Regions from separate parts of the Mus musculus genome. Here regions 2 and 3 are each linked to region 1. The links are chromatin loops, found by intact Hi-C in ENCODE. Cell type or tissue: gastrocnemius. All regions are shown on one strand.

Region 1 (8,000 bases):
GCCCTGTAGTTACAGTGAGGGTGTGGCCAGCACACCTGAATGGAATCTCAGCTCTTCCACCCACAACTGCTTAGGTGACTTTGAGCTCCGGGGGCTTGTGTCCTGTGATCATTCTGTCTAATTCTGTGAAGCCATTCATAACTCCAGCTTTTCTGGCTCCAGGGAGAACCTGTAGCAACACAGAGGTCATCTCTCTCCTGTGGGAAAAAAATCCTCTTCTCTGGCACCTCTTCTCCCTCTCCTCAAACCCCCTCCATGCTCCCCACCCCCTTCCTCACATCCTCTTCCTCTCCTTCCCCCTCTCCCAGCCTTTCCCATCAAAGGAAACAGTTTGTGAGCAGCAAGTTCAAAGATGGTTGGATAATACCACTGGACACCAAGATCTGAAGGACAGTGGAAGAGTCTTAGTTGTCACAGCTCAGACAGGATTTGACTTTCAGAGAGCCTCACAAAGGCCCAGATGTTTGTGTCTACCTACATGCTGTGTGTTGAGACCTCAGTTCAAGGAGATGGGATTCAGCGGGGGGGGGGGGGGGGGGGGGGGATGGGGGGGTTGGGGTCTTTCAGAGGTGCAGGTCTCATAGTGTAATTGATAGTTTGAAGGGAGCAGAGGGGACTAGGGTTCTTCCCTTCTACCATGTAAAGATCCAGTGGTTCATCTGAGAGCCAGGAAGTGGGACCTCAGCAAACATCAAACTGCCAGCTCCTTGTCCTTGGGCTCCTCTGGCTCAGAAACTGTGAAATCAATTTCTGATTGTGAGCCACACAATCTGTGTGATTTTGTTCTCAGAGCCAAGTTAAACTCTGAGCAGGCACTCCCAGAGTGCCCAGCTGAAGGCCCTCAGCCAGAGGCTCACAGGGCACAAGAACAAAACAGGCGACCTAATTACTGATGGGCAACATGGAAAACTTTCACAAATGGCTGAGTAACAACGACTACAATTCTTTGGCATGGTCAAAACCTAATCCAGAACTTGCAGTTAAAGGAAGGCTAACAAGGTGACTGCATGGGCCCTGGTGAAGAAGAGTCAGGATAAGAAAAAATCTATTTAGAGAGCTGCTCTCACAGAGAAAGAGAGGACCTGTTAGACACTCAGGAAGACAGTGACAGGACAGCTGGGAATGTGTAGAAACAGATGCCATTCAACAGAAGGAAGCAAGCTGAAGGGACTCTAGCCAGCCCATGCATGGTGAGTGTGACTGTGGCCGGCCTTGCCCTCTCCCCCATTCCCTCTGCCCTGCTAAAAGCCATTATATTACATTCCTAAAGCTGGCCACTAAGACCCATTCCCTTACGTGACCACTTATTTGGCCTCCTTAGGCTGACTACTAAGATCCAGCGATCAAAGTATTGAAATCCAGCTATCAAAGCCCACTTTGGGCACCCTGGTTAACATACCTAAATAAAATCATTTACCTTATCCTAACATTGAGTTTCCCATTTTACCTTTACAAATCACCATTTGCCTTTGTGCCACATCTGTCCCTTCTCTATCAAGAAGCAGCCCTTTGCCATCATCTCCCATGGGTCCCCATCTCCTGCAGCCCCGGGACAAGCATCCCTCCTCCTCTCCCTTGTTCTTTTCCCTGCTTCTCTCTCATCCTCTAGCTCTTGGCTTTGTCTCTTACTCCCTGCCTTGTTCCTCTGGGGCAAATCAATCCCCTTTGTGCTGAGAACTTGCTCTTGGGGTGTCTTGAGCCAATCCTAGTCCTTTTCCATAGTCAAGCCAAGCTCCAGTATGGTGGCTATTCTAGAGGGAGGAGTCAGAACCTCAGGCAAAGGTCAGCAAGGTGGCCTTGTGCACAGAGCCTGGTTGGTCTATCCTCAAGTCAAGTCAAACCACAAATCCAGCTGTTGTTCTTGTTAGGAGCAGTCACTTTCCTAGCCAGGTGCTCCAGATGTGGAGAACAGTATCCCAGCTCTGAGGGCTGTGGCCAGGATCTCTGCTGAGAAGGAACCTCTTGTTTAAACCTGATCTAGCTCAGAGGCCAAGAACAGGGAACCATGGCAATTCAGAGACCTGCCACAGGGCTCCAGGGTGAGAGCCTGGGAGGCAGCTGTAGAGAATAGGGGACTGGTATTGAGAGCCCACAGACTCCCACTGGCAGGAAGCTGGGCTCTGCAGCGGAGGGCATGGGGGAATGGACCCCATCCTTGTTGCTTGCAGCTGACCTTATCAACTGAGAGGACTCTGCAGTTTGGCAGCACACAGCCTGGGCTGGCAAATGTGTCATTACTGAGCTTTGAGTGTCCCCCTGTGGGGTCTGAGTTCTCTGGAGCTGCAGTGGTCTGTCCTGAATCCCAGTCACAGACCCCACTTTAGCAGGCCTAGAAAGTAGGAAGACAGGTCCACACACCCGTCTCTGCACCATGACTGCTTGCCCTGCTCCCTACACACCTGGAAGACACTACCCTCATCTCAGCTAGAACTTCAGCTTCTCCTGGGTGAAGAAACTGAAGAAGCTCAGGAGGGGGAGGGGTAAGAGGGCTGCCCAGACTCAGACTGCAAAGTCAAGTGTGGCCAGCAGTGGGCCCTGGTACTTGCTCAAGCAAAGTACCTAATGATCACAGCTCTGCTGTTGACTTGGTTCTTGTAGGATCAGCAACAGCCTAAATTGTAAGAGACAGTCTCCACTTCAGGTGACCACCACACCACCTCCCCGCATACACCCAGCAGTGTCTAAAGACAGAGGAGCCAGAGAGGCGAGGCACCGGTACTCTGGAGGTTTTTTTTGTTTGTTTGTTTGTTTTTTCCTGCCTCTCCTGATTCACCTTTTTGCTATGCTTCAGTAGTACCTTTATTTTATTTTTAAAATTATATCAATTGTTTAAAACCCCTCAGTCTATCTAACTTTGTTTATGCATCTATCTCATCTTTTGTCTTTTCCTCTTTCTTTTTTCTTTTCCTTTTTGGTCACATAAAGTTCCCCTTTCTTACTTTTAGTCTACTTTTAGCAGTAGTATTGTCTGTAGCTCCTCGGTTCCTTATTTTGCTATGTTTCATAAAGCTGTTTTTTTTTTAAGCATGGGCTCAACATATTTCCGAATTACTTTGATTTTCTTTAAACAATAAAAAAGAATCAGCTTTTGAAAGGAAAATATACCTTTTTATATTTCATATCCTAAAATCTTGTATAACTGATAAGACGTTTTTATTGATGTTATTTACACTTAAGGGTCCAGCTGATGTTGGAAAATTGATATACTTTAAGATTCCTTTTTTAAACAAATACAAATCTGTTAAGGGGAGTGAGGAAGGGTGGCAAGCTTAAAAAAGAAAAGAGGGAGGGGAGGGTTCTCTTACGCCCAGGATTTGAGGCAGTTAACATGGCTGAAGCTTACAGTCCAAAGCCCCCCGTGCTGTGCGCTCAGGTGTTGCAGGTGCAGTCTGGAGGCGTAGCAGGCTCCACGTCGGCGGCCAGGCTCACGCCGGTGCCTTCTTTGCGCACAGCCTGGTAGGGGTCCAGCTTGGAGACCAGCTTGGCGGAGGCCGAGAAGCCATTCCACATACAGTCCTGCAGGATGATGTTCTTCACGAAGGTCTCGTCATCCGGGTCGCAGACGAAGCTCTGCTTCACCGCGTCTCCTCCTGGCAGCTCGGGCAGGTCTGCGATGGAGAAGCTATCACCGTCGTGGTCCCTGGGGGCGAAAGACACGGCGACCGCTTCGCAGGGAGGCGAGTAGAGCCCGGCGTGGCCCGGGGACGGGCGCGGCGTGGGCAGCAGCTCGAATTTCTTCCAGATGTCCTCGCTGGGCGCTGGCGGCTGCGGCGGCTGCTGGTGGTGCACGTCCTCCTCCTCATCGTCGCACATGAAGTATGGCTGCACCGAGTCATAGTCCAGGTCGCGGTTGCCGTTAGCGAGGCTCACGTGGAGGGGCATGGTCGCGGCGTTGCGTTTGGAGGCGACCCGGAGGGGTGCAGGGCTGCTGCGGAAACCTGGCGCGCTGCGCAGCAGCCCCGAACCACTCCCCTTCCCAGACCCTCACTTCCGACAATCCCGACAGTCCCTTCACCAGGCTCGGTCTCCGGCTGCAGCGGAGGGAGGAGGCGTCAGCTCGTCGCCAGACGCCACGCTCAAAGTATCGCGCCACCTTACGGAGAGGGGCTATAGGCGCTGCATCCTACGTGCACAGGATACATTTTCGTGGACGCAGATAACCTATTCTCCGCATACTCTCACTCATTTCCTGCTAGTGTCTACCTCTCCACCTCTCAGTCCTCTTCGTTCGCCCAGTGACTCTTCTACTTTCATGTCATTTGTAACACGTGTGATTTCATGTACCTATGAAATCGAGAACCCATGGATGAAAAAAGCAAAGATCTTGTCTCTCTGAGACTGACTTAATTCATTTAATATGATACTCTCCAATTCCATCCATTTCTTGCAAATGACACTCTTTGCTCTCATTTATGACTGAAAATGTTCCACTTCCACATACGAACCACATCTTTATTGTCCGTTCCTCTGACGATGGACACCTTGGTTCCGGAACAGCTATTGTGGAAATGTCCGTAATAAACCCGCGTTCAAGGATCTCTGTGGTGGCATACTTGCTTCGGGTCTTCAAGGGTTTTCTTAAAGCTACACTATTTTTTTTATTTATTTATATCATTTTAAGTGTATGAATGATTTGCCTGCATATATGTAAGTGCATCATCACCTACATGCCCAGTCCCCATGGAGACCCAAAGAGGAAGACTGATCCCCTGGAACTGTGTCAGGACAGTGTGAGCCTCTGTGTGAGTGCTGCGAACTAAGGCCCAGGACCTCTGGATCTCTGCGAGAGATCTTAACTACAGAGACCATCTCCAGCATCATCCCACACACCTGTAATGAGTATATGATGCTTGCATCTATGAATGGCTCCTGCAAATTTTCTAAAATGTAGATACAAATATGTGTGAGCTACACATTAAATTTAGGCATGAATTAAACTTCTAAAACACTTTATGATTAAATATTACATAATGCCAAGCAGTCAAGGCAGCTCATACATTGGAAGGCTGAGGCAGGAGGATTACCATGGCTGGGCTACATAGTAAGTTCCAGGATATCCTGGTCTACATAGTGAGAACTTGGCTCAAACAAACAAGAAAATCCATAACACAGAATTCTTTAAAAAAAATTAAAAGATCTAACCTATTTTCTCTTTTCTTTCCTTATTTTATATCAAATTTTTAGAAAGGAAAAATAATGATTTCAAGAACATTTCTGGTTTCTGGACAATATGTTGTTATAGATATTTGAGGTCTGTATTAAACTTCTAAGTGAGTGGGGCTGAAGGATAGCTCGCTGGTAGAGAGCCCTGGCTACTCTTCCAGAGGACCTCGGTTTGGTTTCCAGCACCCACATGTTCAAGAAGACCAACTTTAAAAAATAGTAACTTAATATTTTGTGTTTACTTTTAACTCTTCGGAGTTTTAATTTTTTAAATATTTTTAATGATTCATTTAGTCTTATTTTATACACATTGTTTTTTTGCCTGTGTGAACATGAGCTGGGGCTGGAGTTACAGACAATGCCAGGACTGGCCACGTAGATGCTAGGAGTAAAACCTGGCACCCCTGCAAGAGCAGCCAGCGCTTTTACCATTGAGCATCTCTCTACCCCAAAGAGTTTTAATTTGTTTGCTTGTTTGTTTGTTTGTTTGTGTTTCCAAGACAGTTCCACTTTGTAGCTGTGACTGTCCCAGATGTACAGGGCAGGCTGGCCTAAAACTCAGTGAACAGAGTGCCTCCCAAGTGCTAGGATTTTAATTTTAACAAGGAGTTATTTTTTAAAAATTTTGGCTGGAGCCTTTAATGTCTATCTTGAGATGTAAGTTGGGAGCCACCAAAACAGTACATACAGCTAAAACTAAGTAGCAACTGTCTTGTGAACACTGGAAATGTTTTATTCTTTACCTGACTGGGTACCAGCAGTGTTGGTCCATGACTGAGTACAAACACGGGCCATGCACAGCCTGGTCATTTGACTCGACCCCCAGGACCTTGTAAAATTGGAAAGAGAATTGCCTCTATAAAGCCCTGCCAGGACCTCCACACCTAGGCCGAGGCTTGTGCAAGACTGCATAAACACAAGTAGTGTAATAGCAACATTTTTAAGTGCCCTAGGCTCTATCTTGCTCTCTGCCCAGCCCCTAACATGTGAGCAGACCAACTGCAAAAGGTCAGAAGGGGCAAACAATCCTCAGTAAGCCAGAAGATGCTTGGTTGGTCAGTGAGGCCTTTGAAGTGACTGGGTTCAGAGTTCAAGAAGGAAGAAGTGGTCTCTTTTCCTGAAGCTCTCCTTCCAGCAGAAATTAAGCCCAAGGAGTTTCAGAGACGGCTCCCCTGCAGGGTAGCTGGCAGAAAGGCAAGACGCCTCTTCACTTCCTGTCCTGCTGGAATTCTGCTCATGCCTCCTGAGCACAGTCCTAGCTCCTGGGCTATCATGCCAAATCCAGGGTAGCATGCCTGAATCCTCAGTACCGACCCGGAGAGCAGGAAACGGGGTGGAGGACTGTCATGTGCTGTGGTGTCAACTCTGCATATTGAGGCTGGACTTAGAAGTCTTCCTCATGTTCTGATCGCAACAGAGAACAATATCAAGTATTTGAACTTGGGGCAGTTCTGGGGCCCACAGTTAAAGGCCATGCGTAGTCCCTGTCTGAAGCAAAAAGAGAACCTGGTATGTAGGATCCGGCTTGGCCCGGTCCTGCCTCCAAGTGTCCTGGACACCTCAGGCCCCACCTTAAAAACATCCAATAGCTCCCAGCAAGAACTGGGTCCAGATAGGAAAGGAATTCAGAAAGAACGATGAGTCACGTGGGAGTTAGAGCGGAGGCTCACCGAGCTGAAGGACACCAGCCTGAGTCTCTACAACCCTTCACAAAAGGTGACAAGCTGGACAGCCAGCCTCCACTGGGCTTTGCACTTTGAAGCTGTCACTGATTATATGGGGTAGGGGGCATCTGCTCCCTTACTGTGGCCCATCATGTCCCTGTTGGACAGAGAAAGCCCAAACCCTGATCCTTGGACAAACTGGGAGAGGGCTAGAATGGGGAACAGGGCTGGTGGATTCTGTAGCTGCTTCTGTCTTTCCCAGGGGATTGTGGAGGGGGAGATGTTGAAGAAACTAGCCACTCTTGTGCTACCCCTGTCACTGAGCTCAGCTCCTCAAAGCAGGGCCTTCCTCTCAGTGTTCAAGCAATTTGTTGGAACAGGGCCCCTGCAGTAACGTTCATACTCTCTGAAGCCCTGATGACTTCTCATTGTCTTGCCACCCCAGAGCATCTTTGACACTCCTGTCAGGGTCCAACCTGACAGCAAGTAGCTCGCCAGGTAGCTCCTAGGCACTTACATAGCCCTGCAGGATAGCCAGATGCCATACTCCTTGGGCACTGGTTCGGCAATAGCTCTGCAATTATTCCCATGTCTCTCTCCCAAAAGAACTCTTAGAGCCCACACAAAGCTCCTCACAGACATGCTGAGCCAGAGCACTGCTAAAGAGATTTATTTGGAGTCAGGGGAGAGGGGAGCAGGTACTGAGGTGGTGGTGGTGAAGCAGTGGGAAGTTTGGTCCAGGAGAGGTGTGGTGAAGGGATGTCCCAGCTTGGTGTTGGAAGCAAGGCTGGCTCAGCTGTTGCAGACCTGGGTAGCTGCTGTGGTAGAGAGAGAAGGAGAGATAAGCACCCTCCCTTTGCTTTTTTCAGAAGCAGCAGTCAGGGGAGGCATGGACAGGGATGGCACAGGGTAGATATGGGTCAGAGATCCTCTTTCCCATATTTCTGTGTGGTCCCTGCTGGGAGCTGGGGCCTGCTCCACTTCCATAAGTAGCCAGGTCTCAGCCTCCCTGGGGAAAAGCGAAAGGAAGAAGCAGGTAGAGTCCAGGGACTAGGAGAAACCATGACAAGAAGAACAGAATTCCTATACAACATGGGAACTATACAAAGGGCCACAGCCTGAGTGACCACACTTGTCTGTGTGGATAGGATGAGGTCCCTTATCCAGAGCCCA
Region 2 (8,000 bases), 51 kb after region 1:
AAGATAGGAGACTACTAGCCATCTGCCTGAGGGTGCAGGGTGGGTGATGCAGGAGTCCAGACACCAGCCACATATGGTTGAGCCTAATGTCTTCTGAGCCTATGACCCCAGAGAACAGGACCCCTACCCAGTGGCTACCCAGGGAGATGATGGAGCTGGAGTAAGAAGAAATGGCCATGGAAATGCCCCCCCGTGATTCCACCTGAGCATTCACTTACTAGTGCTGAGAATTGGCACGTGTATACAGTGTCACACTCGTGTCTGAAGAACACAGTCTGAGGTACAGGAGCAAACACACCTAAGAGACCCACTCAGTGACACTGAGGGACACACTGACATGAATAAGCCATCCAGGAGCATGGAAACACACATCTGAGGGACAAACTTCCTAAAGTGAAGAGATACACGTTGGGGGAGTTACTGAGGGACACACTTCGTGGTAGAGGGACATACATATGTAGGAGCATGCTGAGGAGCAAAGACATATATGTGATGTCCATAGTCTCTGAGTAACAGAGTCACACACAGCTGAAGAACACAATATTGAGGTGAAGAGACATGCTTAGGTCTGAAGGACACATATTCTGAGAGTCAGGGACATACTCTGATATAAGCATATTCATCTTGTAGGACACACATTAAGATGACAGGATACACATCTAAAGGTACACACTCTGAGGACCATGGTAATATACATATGATGACACACTTCTTGGGGATCAAGGACATGCATGACCGAGGGAAGCAAGGTCATACATCCGAGGGCCACTCTGGGATGAAAGTACACACTTTAAAGGGACCTTCTGAGACCATGTCTTTGCGGAAGAATCTGGCTTCAACTTGTGGAACCGGAAGGTGTCTCCTGGCCAATCGATATATGTGAACTTTGGCAGGGATGGATTGCGTACCAAGATGAGGAGATAACACGGGTCAACCTTGCCTCCCTTCTCAGACCTTGACATCTGTCTGTCAGAAGCTGACATATCTCATGACCCTGGAGCTAGGAAACTGGACCTTAAGGCTGTCTGGTCAGCTACTCGCTTTACTCAGAGTCCAGGATGACAGGGGGAAGGCCATAGAGTTGTAGGCCAGCCCCTAAACTGACTTGGTAGACAATGAAACATCCACAATGCCAAAGATGTCTGGCCTCATCTGAAACGGTTGCCTCCCCATCCCCCTCTATTGCTGAAGCTGCAGCACAGATGTACACAGAGGTATCTCTGGGGAAAGCCCAGATCACTGTACAGACTGCCCCAACTTCCCTCTATGGCCATAGATAAAGCCTTAACTCACTTGTAATAGGTGGTGGTCAGAGCCAGAAGGTTCTCTTTCAGCTCAACCACCATGGCTCCCATCTTCTCCTCCTTGTGTGCCAAGCCGTATGCACCCATCTTGGAGGCAAGGGCAATTTCATACCAGAAGCCTAAAAACTAGGGGATAGGGAGTAGAGAAAGGAACTACCCAAGTGTACCATCATCCAGGACCTGAGACCCTGGGGGCCATTCTCTGCCCCTCCTTTCCAAGGGATGCAACAGTCTAGAAAGATCTAGTAGTAAAGGGTTCTACATGGTAGAGTACTGAAAGTTGACTCTGGGCAGGAGCCAACCCCCATAGAAAGCACTGAGCCTGGCCCACCGTAACTGTGACTACCTTGTTTACGTCGAAGTCCTTCACCACTGCAGCCTCTGTGCCAGCTGCCAGCCCCACACACAGTCCCAGCAAGGTGAAGAGCATGATGCTCTCCATATGCCTAGCAACTGAGCACATGGGTTCAGCTCCCCACCAGAAGCCATAGCTTTTGGCTCAGAGCCTCTGGACTTTATATCCTTCCCTGTGGATGCTTGGAATCTGCATAGAAGGTTCTCATAGGTGGGTTGGAAGCACACTGTAAACCAGTCAAGTGGATCACCCACCTGCTAGATAGTGGGACCCTAGGGGACTGCCTCCAGGAGACACAGATCTTGCCTCTGGGTGTCCACTCATGTATGCATCTATCCATCCACTCAGTAATTGAGCCTATTCTTTCCAGATGTGTGGGTGACAGAGCAGGTTCCACCAAGGCTCCTTGGCAGGCTTTGGTCATAGGCACAGGGGCACAACTCTGTCAGCTGTAGCAGGTGATCCAGGCATCAGAGGCCTGGAGATGGCGGGGGCAGGACTGAGGGCACTAGAGCCATTCGTGGTTGAATCTGTGCAGTTCTGTGTTCAGCAGACTGAGACTCTTAAGGAGTGGGCCAGAACATCATAATCCCTCCAGCCCTGTGACTGTCTTTCTAGTACTTTGAAGAAGCCATGGCAGTTAGCCAAGGGCACCAGATGATCAACCAACATGCCCGGGCTGAAGCCAGCACTGCTGCCCCGGCATTATCTTTACCCACAAAGTTGTCTTTATGGACAGAGACCACAATTTCCAGCTTCCAGGTGAAGAGCTGAGCATATAGGGCCAAGCCACCTGTGCAGGCTCAACAGCAAAGAGACAGCCTCTTGTTATATCAACCCTTAGGTATAGCTCAGGCCCTGATCCTTCAGGGCACAGATAAGGATAGAGGGATATTGTCAACTACAGCCAGTGTTCAAATTATAAGGAGAGGGAGAGAGGAGCCAGGGAGAAGGCATGAAGAACAGTTAAGAACTATAAAAATTATTCAGGGCTATAAAAGTGTAGAAATGGATATGTACTGTACACAGAAGTGGTGGCCCATTGGATTCTCTGGTAACCCAGCTAATGGGCCGATGCACCCTTTTTCTCCCTGACAGAAGCCAGTGTTCCCAGCTCTTGAAACCAGTCAACCAGCTATTTTGAGGGAGCCCAGATCAAGTCAGGCAACCACTGGGACTGTGCCCAGGCTCCTCTCCATCTCAGCCAGCCCCAGATGAGCAGCCAAGTCTCGAGTCCTCCCTGCAAACCTCAAAAGAATGTTGGGTCTGTTCAGAACTGAGCTGTCTTGATGCTGATAATCTCATGCTAGAATTTGTGATTTGGAAGTGATCCCTGAAGGCCAATGAAGCAAGCTCTGGAACTTCTGGCACCAGGAGTTTTGTGCGGCCGCTGTATGACCAGCAGTAAGGATCTGTACTCTTAGAAAGTCTCTGTGCAAAAAAAAAAAAAAAAAAAAGCCTCCTGTGTTTTGATCAAATAAACAAATCCTTCAGGATCTTGCTAACTGTATGCTGCCACACCTATCCTCCAAGATTCACACAGCAACCACTGCAAAACCTTTGCCATCTGCCCACCAAGCTCCAGACTGCTCTCATTTTTGCTTGTAGCATCCTGGGGTGCCACCAGCACTTATGAGCAGGAGGGACACTGTCACAGAGTGAGAAGGGGAGACACTGGAGTCCATTGCCCCATGAGTGGGCCAGGGCAGGGTGGAGTAGGACCTTTCCACATGGGAGACTAGGACTGGCTGCCCCGTGTGTGAGGCACATTCACAATCATTCTCAGAAAATGCAGGGCTGTTCCCTCCACCTGGGCCACAGAAACATCCCATCGCCCCCCTTCCTGCCCCCAGGAAAAACGCCGGGCAGCATTTGGCAGCAGAATTTATTTGGAGCAGATACAGAGGTTCTTCGGGCAGGAGCAGGAGAGGCCAGGTAGATGGGGCTGCAGCCACAGGCCTGGGCAGGAGCTACTCAGACCAGTCCCTGCGGGCAGAACAGCAGAGCTCAAGGCTGTGCATGGCCTCCAGGGACCCTGAAGCACTGGTCAAGTGTCACAAGCCAGGTGCCTGGCACTTCAGCTGCCTAGCTTGGCAAAGCACTGGCTCTCTGAGCCTTGAAGTCTCTTTCTGCAAAATGGGTTATAGTGCCAACCTCTGATGCATGGGCTGTGACGGTGAGGTTGAATAGGTTATAGTTAGCATGGTGCCAGACATAGGAAACCCCAAGAGATCTAACAGAGCTGAACACCCCATCCCACCGTCAGGACATGAAGGGTCAGAGCTGGCCCAGAACCCTGCACAGTCTTGCTGCACAGAACAATACAAACAAGGGACCTCTCTCTGCTAACCTAGTTCTGTCCCACACCCAAGAGCCCAGCACGATAACTTGGGTCACATAGCAGATTGCTCTTTCCAAAGACTACAAAACAGATGGATCTGAAGCTGCCAGCTGGGGCTGTTGGTTGTCTTGGTCAGAGAAGGGATGGATGAACCCTCCTCTCCAGGATCAGGATTTAGTAGTACCAGCAGGGGCTTCTTGGGAGCCGAACTGCAGTGTAGACCAAGGGTAGTGGACTCACCTCTTTCAAGAGCTCAGCACACCTCCCTGCATGATGGAACAGCATTAGTAGAGTCAGGAGGGCATCAGACCCCATCACAGGAGCCTGGTACAGCATCCTCCCCAAGATGCTATACTCACCATGTCGGGCCAACATGTAAAGGCCTTGGTCTGCTGTCATTTCCCGGAACAGCCAGAAGCCTGGCTCATCCTCGTTCTCAAGGCTCCGAGCTGTGGGGCACAACAGAGTGGGGCTGGCAGCCTGAAGGAAGGTAGTCGCAGGGCAGAGCCCAGCCCAGGCGGAACTTACTGAAGTACTTGAGCACATGGAAGTTTCTACCCTGCCAGAGCAGGGTCAACTTCAGGATGGTGTAGCGCTCATAGTCCGTGTCCAGCACGTGGATCTCCCTGTTACCTTCAGGAGTGGCAGTGGCAGGGTTAAGGAGGCTTGCTCAGACCTGAACACTCCAGGGAGCTGACCTTGAAGGCTGGATTTGCAGAATCTAACTCCTTTCTATTTCTGCCTAGTGCTGGGACCTGCCTGTGACATCTGAGAAGACAAATTCTGAAGATCAACTCAGTACACTAGTAGAGATGAGGGGGCTGGAGTCCAGGGCCTGAGAATCCTTGGAAGGGCACAGGAAGCGAGGCCAGGGGGAGATGTCCAGGCTCAGACAGCAGCTGCAACTTCAGCAACAAGGCAACAGTACTTACCAGGAAAAGCAAATTCCCCCACAGTGTCTCTTTCTGAACCCAGTGAACTTTCTGTCACACAACTTCCTGAGCTGAAAAGCATCATAGTGCTTGTTAAGAACCTGCCAGCCTGCATTCCACCTTCTGGGCACATTCCTGAGTGCTGCACACATTCAAAAAGGATGCTGTCAAGCTCATGACCATGCAGGAGTCTAGGGTCTATGCAGAAGGGGCCATGCATGGGACAGGGCTGCCCCAGCCTCTCTCCTTCAGAGAGTCAGGCAACTACTACTACCCACTCTCCCTTATAAAGCAATAGGGCTTTATCTAAAGTCTTTGCTTACATTTTGGTAGAAAGGCAGATCTAAGAGCCTAAGATCTAGCTTTCTCTGGAGTTGGAAGACCCAAGCAGATAGACATGGAAAAGGCTAGCCCACATACTGATGATCCCACCATTATAAGAGGTATAGCCTTGTCTAATTTCAACTACATATATGGCTCTTCCTTCCCAGCAGGCCACATCCCTAGTGACCCAAGTCTCTTACCTGTTGTACACGGCTTTCACAGTGACATTCCCCCCACTGAAGGTGAGGAACAAGCCCTCTACCCTCCTTTGAGCCTTCAGCACCAGTTTTTGGTCAGAAGCAACAGCCACTTCCTTCCAGAATCCTGCAATCTAGAGAACAGAACTAGAGATATCCCTGGCTTTGCTCAGCCAAGCTGAACTGGGTCTCCAGCCCCTGGGCTGGAGAGGGTGTTTCAGGGACGCTCGGGCAGCAGTTGGATGGGCTTGAGGGGCAATCCATAGTCGTGAGACTGGAAGCCACTTATTCTCGGCCGAGTTTTCCTTCCCAGGGGAAATGTCCCTTCCAGAAGACACTGACACAATGTTCACTCCTGGTTTGCCAGGAGACCTTTCCAGCAAGGGTGTGGGGAGCAAGCATCCAGGCTTACAGCTTTCATACTGAATGAAGCATGGTTCTACTAATCTCAGCCTCCCCAGGATCATGATCTCCTGCAGTGGCAATGTTCTCAGAGCACAGGACATCACCTGAAACTTTTAGAAACTCATTACTGTTACAAGAGACAATAATCTGTATCCCCCAAAACCTGACCCCTCTGACGTTACAGTGTGAGTCTGGAAGTCTCAGGAAGAATGGGGGATTGGGGCATAGAAGGAAGAATTCAAGCAACAAGCTGCCTGCCCTGGAGAAGTCCTCTTCTGGCTCCACAGTGCACAGGGATAGGGTCTTAGGAACCCTATGAACCAGGAAGCAGGAAGGGACCCCAAATTTGTAAATCACCAAGGACCCTTGAAGTGACCAGCTTGTGGACAGCAACTCCGCCTCAAGACAGGTGGAACATGAGAGAACTCAGAGAGGGGAGAGATCCACAGACCTCAGAGGTCTACTAGGGACTCACACTGCCTGCTGTCTTAGGGATGGAGGCCCCAAGAGTAGGTCTGGCCCCTGACAGCTAGGCTGCAACCAACAGGAGTTAGATGGAAGGGAAGAGAGACTTCAATGGTTGTACACTCTGCTCCCTCCCTGTCCAACTTTCCATTAAGCCCCAGTAGGGCTTCGAAGCCAAGAAGAAAGAGGCACCTTCTCTGGTACAAGCTCCACCCTGGTAGACTCAGCTTGTAGCAGGAACACCAGGAAGAATCCGCAGACATTGCTCAGCAGCCTAGCTTCCATCTCAGGGCCTGGCTTGTGGCTTCTGTTTATGCAAGGTGGGAGCTTATATTTGGAGAGTGTGCAAGCATGTGCAACCACTTAGAGAATGTCATTGGACAAAGCTGGCTGTCAGCTGCTCAGAGACTCAGCTTCTGCTCAAATGCTATCAACCCCCATCCAGAGAGGTGTAGGACCAAGCTAAGATGACAGTTAAGCTGCCTCCATCCTAGCATGTGGACAGTGATGAACTATGCAGTAAGACTGCACCAACCAAGTCCAGCCCCACGCTCTGAGCTATGAACTGGACAAGCTATTTATCTCAGTTTCTCCATTTGTAACAATAAGCTTAAAACAATAACAAAATATTGAACTGAACAAGGAGGCCTGAGTCTCCAACCAGGAACCTTATACCTTATACCTTGCAGCATTCTGCATTCCCTCCATTCTGTGTGTGTATATTTTTTTATATAGTATCTCTATCTGTGTGGTGTGTTATATATGTTTGTATGTGGTATCTGTGTATGTGTGTGTTATATATGTTTGTGGTATTTGTGTGTGGTATGTATGTTTGTATGTGGTGTTTGTGTGTGGTGTGTATGTTTGTGGTATTTGTGTGTCTGTGTGTCTCTGTGTATATAGTGTTCATGTCTTTGTTCTTGGTTGGGGAAAGCATACAAATAGTCACATGGATGTGGAAGCCAGAGTTCAACCTCAGGTGTTGTTCCTTTAGTACAAGTCACTTTGTGTTTTCATTTGTTTTGCTTCATTAGTTAGTTAGTTAGTTAGTTAGTTAGTTAGCTAGCTAGCTAGCTAGCTAGTTAGTTAGTTTATTGATTGGTTGGTCAATTGGCTGGTTACTTATTTTTTGAGACAGAGTTTCTTACTAACCTGAAGCGTGCTGAGTAGTCTAGGCTGCCTAGCCAGTGAGCCCCAGAGATCCCACTATCTCTGTCTGTCCAGCACTCACCATGTGATTTCAAATACACACCACCATGCCTGGCTTTTATATGGGTTCTGAAGAAAGTACTTTACCAGCTGAGCTATCTTCCCAGCCCCAACGACAAGGTTTTTCACACCTCTCAGAAACAAACAAACACCTCTCAGACCACAGAGAATTTTTTTAAGGCAGACAACTTTTATCTTTAAAATCAACTTTATTTGTGATTGATACTAAAACAAAGTCTCCCATTCGCTAGGAAAATAAAAAAACTAAAAATATTAGTTTTTCTCACAATTGTCTATTTCCTCCAAATAAAAAGGAAAGAAACAGGATAAACAGGGACCATGAAGCACCCTGAATGCAAAGCCCTCCCTGACTGACACCCCCAAAATGACTTAGTCACCTTGTGACCCAAATCTCTAACCTCCAACTTGTGTAGCAGAGAAATAGGTCTTGAGTGTCCCAGGGCACCC
Region 3 (8,000 bases), 67 kb after region 1:
TCACAGCAGAGTTGCCCACAAATGGCCTGTGCCTGGGTCTAAAGCTTCCCTTGACTAGTTTCAGCTGAAGCTGGGTCCGTCCCAACCTGGGCACAGCGGTAGGCCTAGTACCTTCTGGGTTGCAGTAAGACCCCAGCCGTACTTGAGCTCAGAAGCTTGAGCCTCAGAAAGGACTGGGATCCAGCTCAGCGGGACTAGCCCCATCCCTACACCTGCTCGCCAGCCCTGGTACCCAAGTCACCCAGCCCCAGTGGCACCGGCTTTATAGACCTACACAACCCTGGGTTTGGTTTTGGGGGATGAGAAGAAGGCACCTTCGAAACTCAGGTCACAGAGATGGCAAAGGCTCTCTCACATGGTCAGGACATAGATCCCACACACCTCTGTCCATCTGCTAGCCTGTCTAGATACAGGGAGATGCTGGGAAACAGGCAGGCTTGGGTTTGCCCTGGCAGTACTACCATGCTTACCACTAGGATATTGGGTCCACTTACCACTATCTGATCCTCCCTGCCTCTCTCTCATATCCAACTTTGAGCTGGGATCACTTCTGGGCTTGTTTCTAGGCCTCATCCTGGGGCACAGCTTGTACCAGCACAGCTCTGAGACAGCCCTGAGGCAGCCTCCCTCCAGTTACCACCAGCTGGGTCTCCTACAAGCAGGAGGGGCTGGGCAGCACTTAAAGTGGACTATGGTAACAATGGCTACCTTATCACTAGTTTCAGAAGTGTGCATGTGGAAATGGACATCAGGGAGGCACAGGACTGGTGAAGGCCAGAACCAGGAAAGGTCTAAGTGACCTTTGTCACCACAGAGTACCTATGGACCCTGGCCTCCAAGCACACCACCCAGAACCCTCTAATCAGAATTCAGGGTCCATTAGAGAGACCAGATCCATAAGTCATCCAGGGCACTGCAGACAAAGCATTGGATCAGAGAAAGACCCTCGGTGACCCTAAGAGATGGAGGAACAAGGCCAAGGGCTTGACACTTCTGAGACATTTCATGTGTCACCAATGTCACAGGACGGAGCAGATAAAGCCTTCCAGGAAAAGATAACCAAGGGACTGAAGTCAGACACTATGACGAACTCTGGAGATTCAATAATAAAAAGCAAGCCAACAGCATGTCATCAAAAAAGGTAAAAGATCTGAGGGCTGAGGAGGGCTCAGTCAGTAAAGTGCTTGCCACATAAGCATGCGGACCTGATATGGATCCCCAGGGTCCACATGGGAAACTGGACACAGCAGTGAGGGTCTATAGTCCTAGCACCAGAAAGGCAGAAGCAGGTGGGTCCTGGAACTCCGTGGTTAGCCAACCAAGGCACATTAGTGAGCTCCAGAGTCAACGAGAGATCCGACCTCAAAAAACAAGGTGGGGAGACCCAACCTTAACCCCTGGGCTCTGCATGCACACACATACAAATGCATGTGTACATACATAAATATGTGCACACACGTAATGTATACACAATACATTCACATGCATGTGTGCCAAAGAGTTGAAAAGACCTTCCACTGAAAAAGATATCCAGACTGGAAATGATCAGAGGACAAGATGCCGATTGTCAATCATCAGAGACATAGAAGTATACATCGGTTTGAGAGCCAGATGTGCATATATCAGAATGGTTAAAGCTTTCTAAGACATGCCCAGTACTGGTGAAGATGAGGAAAGTGGGACCCCCTCCCATGCTGCCGAGGAGAGCAAGATGGTCACATTCAGAAAACATGCCATGAGAACCCCCTAAGTCCAAAAGCAGCACTCCCAGAGAGTTTACCAAAAAGAAATAAGAATTTAGGTTTACAACAAACCAACGTACACTGCCTATTAACAATCCCTAGAAGTAGAACAGCTGGATGCCCTCCACAGCGACCACACTGTAGTTCATCCCTGTGGCAGAAGCTGCTCAAAACTAAATGTAGGGAGCCTTGCAATGTGTCAACATATCAATGTGGCAAACGTGGCAGCATGGACACCTGTCTTAGTCAGGGTTTCTGTTCCTGTACTAACATCATGACCAAGAAGCAAGTTGGGAAGGAAAGGATTTATTCAGTTTACACTTCCATGTTGCTGTTCATCACCAAAGGAAGTCAGAACTGGAATTCAAGCAGGTCAGGAACCAGAAGTTGATGCAGAGGCCATGGAGGGATGCTGCTTACTGGCTTGCTTCCCCTGGCTTGCTCAGCTTGCTCTCTTATAGAACCCAAGACTACCATCCCAGGGATGGCACCACCCACAGTGAGCCCTCCCACTCTTGATCACTAATTGAGAAAATGCCTTACAGCAGAGCTCATGGAGGGATTTCCTCAAGGGAAGCTCCTTTCTCTGTGATAACTCCAGCTGTGTCAAGTTGACACATAAAACCTGCCATCACACCATCTCAAATGACTCTACTGAGGGAAAGGAGCCACTTTGAGAAGTCTGCAGTTGCCTTTTCCTTTTGTATGACATTCTAGAATAGGCCAAGCCACAGGGACTGAACATGGCTTGCTGATGTCAAGGGTTGGAGAGAGAAGTGTGAGGAAGCTCTTGGGGGGGGGGGGCTGTTGGGAGCCTGAGAGCTGGAGGTGGGAGCTGTTGGGAGCCTGAGAGCAGTGCCTCCATGACCCTATCCATATCTCTGGACCCAGGTAGGCAAATCCTACTGTCTGTAAATTCTGTCTCAGTGTTTGCAAAGCAAGTGAAATCATTTCCTTGTGTGCCATTTCACCTGGAGGTTTCCCACAGCTGCAACCTGACAAAAGCAACTTCAGGAAGGAGAGAGGGCGCATGTGACTCACAGTGCAGGGTTGGGTCTGTCATGGCTTCAGGAGCTTAAAGCATCTGGAAGGTGAGCAATAAATTCACTCTAGATGCACTCTGTATAATTTCTCTGTCTCTGTCTCTCTCTGTGTCCCCACACACACATACCACAGACCTAAAAATGAATTTTCATGATCCCAGTCCCTAATTCATGATCTGACATGTGAAGAGTATGAATGACAGATAGATAGATAGATAGATAGATAGATAGATAGATGATAGATGGATGGATAGATAGATGATAGATGGATGGATGGATAGATAGATAGATGATAGATAGATAGATAGATAGATAGATTATAGATGGATGGATAGATAGATTGATTGATAGATAGATTGCCTACTGTTGCTGTTGCTGAAGTCTAGGGTCTCTAGCACAGTAGCGCTTGCTGCTGACAGGACACATGTGGCAGCAACATCTTCCTTGTCCTTCGGAGCAGATGATGTTCCAGACCCCGACCACTAGCCCTGCCAGTCAGAACCCCTGCACCCTCTTCTTGGTGTCCAGAACAGGTCATGACAGGACCTCCAATATATACTATGGCTCATCTCCTCAGTGAAGAGCTGAACAAGCCACCTTTCTCCACAGAAGGTCAGCAGGCAGGGCTCAGGACCAGAGGGTGGAGACACTTGGACCTGAAGAGCCTCAGCAAGTGTTTTCTGTAAAATAGCCTCTGGGTTGACAGCAAAGGACTGTATTACTTAGGTGTAGACAACAGATTGACGGTGATTTTATGGGTGCACAAAGTCTTATCCCCAGACCCACTGGGAACAGGTCCACGTGGGACTGGGCAGTAACCTGAACTATAAGAACTTAGGCCATGGACTACCCCAGTCGGGTATGGGGGTTCCTGGGACGAGGGTCCTCGAAAGCTGAATGGGTAAGAATTCAGCGGTAACAAACAGAAACAAACACAGAGGCAGTTTGAATCTGAGTGTATTTTGCAGCTCTCAATCAAGGGTTTTTATACATAAACAAACAATTATTACTGTAAGACTCTGTTGAGCTTTAGCTTACCAGGGATACCGTGAGTGAACCAGAATCAATGCAAAAAGCAAGAGGAATTTATTGTTCCAATGCACTGGGGTCTCCCAGACCTGAATGTGAGGCAGCGACCCCTGGTGGCCTGTTGGCGAGTTTTTATGTGGTTTCCTAAGGGCAGAATAAAGAAAGCATCAGCAACTAGTCACAATGATTGGTGGAACAGTGCGCCCTTAAACTGACTGGTCTTTAGGGAATGAGGTGGCAAGGACTTCCCTTGTCTGAAGGTGGGCAATGGTCTGTCCTGCAGGTCGGTTTCCCGCCTCTGGTCTGAGGAATGTTAATTGGCCTCTCCCTTCTGGAGGGGCAAGTGTTCCATGACCTTCCCAAAGTTCCTGAGCTGACCTTTTCATTCCCCCCTTTTCTTTGTGCATGCTTCAATCTTGAAGCTCTTGTGGAGAGCTATGCAGCTCATATCCCTGGTCCTCTGTGCTTAGCTCTTGATATCTTTGTCTCAGGACCATCAACTGTGCTGCACCTATACAAGCTTCAATAAAAGCAACTAAGCAATTTAGAATGTAAGGGCCAAAAGTCAGAAGCAGAGACAAAATGATCAGGGGTCCTAACAACGCAGAAATCAAGGTAGTAAACCAGGGGGAGGAGTTAAGCCAAGACTCGAACCAGCCCAGACTCTGTTCTCTCTCTCATCTGCTTGGCTAACTCCTCTCTCACCTTGGCCATTGAATCTTTAACAACCCCCAGAATGGTCTCCAGTATGTGCTTCCTGATGTTTCACACCCCCAGGTAGCACAGAAGAAATGGTGGCCCCCCCCCAACACTGATGGGCCTGCTGCTGGCTTCTCTCATCTTGGAGGCACACATATATGGTGGTTTCTCTATGGGCACTTTTCAACTTTGGGTGTCTGCACCCTAAGCCCACCTTCCAAGGCCACTTCTGAGACACAGTTTAGATTTACAAGTTCCTTGCCCCCCCCCCACACACACACACACATTCAGGCAATCCCTCCTCCTGTGTCTCCAGGGCAATGACACCCCAGAAGTCAAGGCCCACTGCTAAATCACAGAGATCAAAGACAGGATACAACCACCAGATACAACACAGGTTGTGGACTAAGCTACATCCCCAGTGGCTGAGAGTACCTGCCAAGTCACTTTGGTAGGGTCGTGGGAGTTTCTGAGGCACAGCACTGGAAGATACACCATAGCCATCTTGTGGTTTCTCTGGCCTTGCAGAAGGGGGTTGCTCCGGTATCTGGCTGCTATCCAGTTGGCATCAGGTGCAGCTACTAATCTGACATGAGTTACATGAACCCAGGAAGTTACTCCATCCACTTCAATGGAGATCGGGGTAGTCAACAACACCAGGAATGGTCCTTTTCACTTTGCTTCTAAGCTTTCAGCATGATTTCTCTTAACATATACCCAGTCTACAACTTGGTAATCGTGTGGAAACTCTGGGGTACCTGCATTATACAGGACACTAAGTTTAGGCCACAATTCCTGGTGGCTGATCTGGAAAGCTTGCAATCAAGTCATGAGATCCTTGTCAGCCTGAAAAGTCACTCTGGGGTGGGTCAAGAGTCGGGGTCAAGGGAGTGGGTGTCCCATGCAGGATCTCAAAAGGGGTCACTTAATATGATAGGGGGTGCTTAGGGTTAAGGGGAGGGGCACCAACCAATCTGAGCCAGTCTCCAAGGTCAATTTAGCCAACGTCTCTTTTAGGGTTCTGTTCATTCTCTCTATCTGCCCTGAGCTCTGGGGACAGTACACACAATGGGGCTTACAATTAGTCCCCAATATCTCTACCAATCCCTGATTTACCTTAAGAGACAAAATCAGGACCATTGTCCAATCCAATTACCTTGGGCACTCCGAACCTCTGGATAATTTCTTCTAATATCTTCTTAGCTACCACAGTAGCTGTTTCCTGCTTGGTGGGGAATGTCTCAACCCATCCAGGGAAACCATCCACAAACACTAGAAGGTATTTGTAACCATATTTTCCTGTCTTAACCTCTGTAAAATCGACCTCCCAATAAACTCTAGGCCGCTCTCCCCTAGGTCTTTTGCCCTGTTTACTCTTGGCTGCATAAGCATTTATTTGCTGGCATACCTTACACTGTTCTATTATTTCTCTGGCCCAGAACGTGAGTTCCATTATATACTTTAGATCCCTTAACTGTCTGGACAAGCTTTTTATCCCCTAAATAAGTCCATCGGTGTGCATTTGGCCTAGTAAGTCTTTTGCTTGTTTTCTGAGGAGTATAGTTCTCCCTTCTTGTGTGCGCTATTGTCCTACCTTCTCTTGGTAATAGTTGGTAGAGTGGCTAGCAATCTGAGTCCTTTCTTTCTTCTTCTATATATTTTAAGTGAAGCCATCTCTTAGTCCAGTACCACTTCTCAACAGGTGTTTCTTGCAGGCCCATAAACAGGATAGGTTCCCAGTCACTTGATCTGCCTGGTTATTGCCCCGGGACACTGAGTTTCTTCCCTTCTGACATCTTGGGCAATGAATAATAGTCACAGTTGCTTGGCTTCATCAGATCCAAGATTTCCTGCTTGTTTCTTTCCCCTCTGATGTGAGCAGTTCTCTCTCTTGGCATATAGCCCTGTGGATGTGGGCTGTGGCAAGGGCATATCTGCTATGCGCGTGGATGTTGATTTTCTTGCTGGCTCTAAGTTCCATGGCCTTAGTGAGGACAATTAGCTCCACTTTCTGCCAGGGGGTAGAGGTTCTGCCCAGATGACATTTGTACAGTTCACCACAGCAGCACCTGCTTGTCTCTGACCCTCATAGAACAAACTGCTCCTGTCTATAAACCAGGTAGCCTTGGCTTACAGCAGGGGTCAGTCTGAGAGGTCTCTCCTTTTGGGCCAGCAGGAAGTGTATCTTGGCCCCCATTTTGGAGAGTGTGTCTCTCCCCAACAGAGTGTAGGGACATTCTGGGGCTGCCCTAAATGAATGGGATACCCGGCCCATTCTAGGTCCACTGTTCTTCGGGTAGTCCATGAATATATTTTGGTGCCAGTGGCTTCTTGGACCCAAGATCTCTTCTTGGAATCGGGCCATCAGCTTGGAGGTCCAAGTGTTGAGCCCCTGTGTCCACCAAGAATGGAGTGGATTTTCCCTCCACTCGCAGAGTTACCCTGGGTTCAGGGAGGGGTTCTAAACCCTGTCTCTCCTAATCACTGTCTTCACCCAGGGCTAAGACCTTAGCCTTTTGGGATGCGCTTTCCCCAAGGCCTGGGACTTCCTGCTCCTGGCTTCCATTTGTTAAGGCACTCTCAAGCCAGTGGCCTCTCTCCTTGCAGTATGCGCACCGGTCCTTTTCAAGGGTTTTTTGTCTCTCTGTGGTTGGAGTCTCTCTTCTCTGCTTTCCCTAACTACTGTAGCACGGGCTCTCTGTAGATTGCTTCCCTGTCGCTTTTCTTTCTTTCTCTTTCTCTGCTCCTTTTCTTTCTCTGTTTCCTATAATGGTAGAATTTCTCAGCAACCTGCACTAAATCTCTCAACAGCTTATCCTGTCTTTCTAGCCTCTGAATATTTTTCCTGATATCTCTCCTAGCCTGGTCTATAAAATCCATTGCCACAGTAGCTTTATGTTCTTTGCTGCTGGAGCCATAGGGTGTCATTGGCAAACTGCCTCCATGAGCCACTCTAGAAAGGCTACAGGTGACTCATCTGGTCTCTGCTTAACCTCACATACCTTGGTCAAATTTGTGGGTCATCATGCAGCCCCCTTGAGACCTGCCAGTGGAGCCTTCAGGTGCCCCTTACCTTTTGCCATATTAAAGTCCTAGTCAGAGGAAGCCTGCTGTCCATGACAGCCTGGTCAATCGATGGTGCCCCCATGTCTCTGGCTTCTGGCCTCCTGCATGATAAATAAAACAGTCTCAAAGAGATTAACAAGCCCTTTGGAAAAGGGGTGGGATGGACCTTCCAGTTGTACAAGTCGGCCAAAGAGAATGGCCAATATTGCATAGCCTGATTGCCCTTTTCCAGAGGACCCAGTGGGAGCCACCGTGGTATCAGGGGAGTTGGCTCTCAGGTCTCCTCCCATTCCTCCCTCCAGTGAAGGGGGGTACGATGGCCTCTGTCTCGTATGGGCTGAGGATCCCAGAACTGGTACTGGTACTGGCAGGGCCATGGGGCCTAGGGTAGGGAGATTTGGAGAAAGAGGGTCTTGGAGTA

Evidence for each region. Hi-C counts contacts between places; a loop is a spot of excess contacts. Peaks named below come from ENCODE experiments on the same cell type or tissue, not always from the same donor. Only the 100,000 strongest peaks of a DNase experiment are listed, where the experiment ranks them.
Region 2: a loop joins it to region 1, with 2.5 times the contacts of the local background. A loop is called at or near these places in 4 of 42 quality-filtered maps.
Region 3: a loop joins it to region 1, with 2.4 times the contacts of the local background. A loop is called at or near these places in 3 of 42 quality-filtered maps.

Annotation. Positions count from the first base shown.
Region 1 is chr2:25,702,808-25,710,807 of GRCm38, reverse strand. It overlaps Obp2a (odorant binding protein 2A), which reads right to left. Exons shown (of 7, transcript NM_153558.1): 7 at 7,482-7,645. It overlaps Bmyc (brain expressed myelocytomatosis oncogene), which reads right to left and starts at 3,929. Exons shown (of 1, transcript NM_023326.2): 1 at 3,087-3,929. The coding sequence starts at 3,882. The coding sequence ends at 3,370. In gastrocnemius, CTCF peaks have their summits at 2,526 (motif pointing right) and 4,102; DNase peaks (open chromatin) are centred at 2,234, 2,492, 3,501 and 4,041; H3K4me3 peaks cover 2,493 bases; H3K27ac peaks cover 2,550 bases.
Region 2 is chr2:25,651,748-25,659,747 of GRCm38, reverse strand. It overlaps Lcn8 (lipocalin 8), which reads right to left and starts at 6,630. Exons shown (of 7, transcript NM_033145.1): 1 at 6,516-6,630; 2 at 5,457-5,587; 3 at 4,933-5,003; 4 at 4,529-4,633; 5 at 4,360-4,449; 6 at 4,241-4,266; 7 at 3,531-3,645. The coding sequence starts at 6,608. The coding sequence ends at 3,634. It overlaps Lcn5 (lipocalin 5), which reads right to left and starts at 1,796. Exons shown (of 7, transcript NM_007947.3): 1 at 1,651-1,796; 2 at 1,294-1,430. The coding sequence starts at 1,767. In gastrocnemius, no CTCF peak of the experiment used is centred here; DNase peaks (open chromatin) are centred at 2,302, 2,834 and 3,359; H3K4me3 peaks cover 1,487 bases; H3K27ac peaks cover 2,699 bases.
Region 3 is chr2:25,636,020-25,644,019 of GRCm38, reverse strand. Gm35630 (a long non-coding RNA gene) reads right to left here. Exons shown (of 4, transcript XR_866052.2): 2 at 7,587-7,680; 3 at 4,949-5,099; 4 at 3,759-3,958. Among named protein-coding and RNA genes, the nearest start is that of Lcn15, 4.1 kb to the left of the region's middle. In gastrocnemius, a CTCF peak has its summit at 3,909 (motif pointing left); a DNase peak (open chromatin) is centred at 3,929.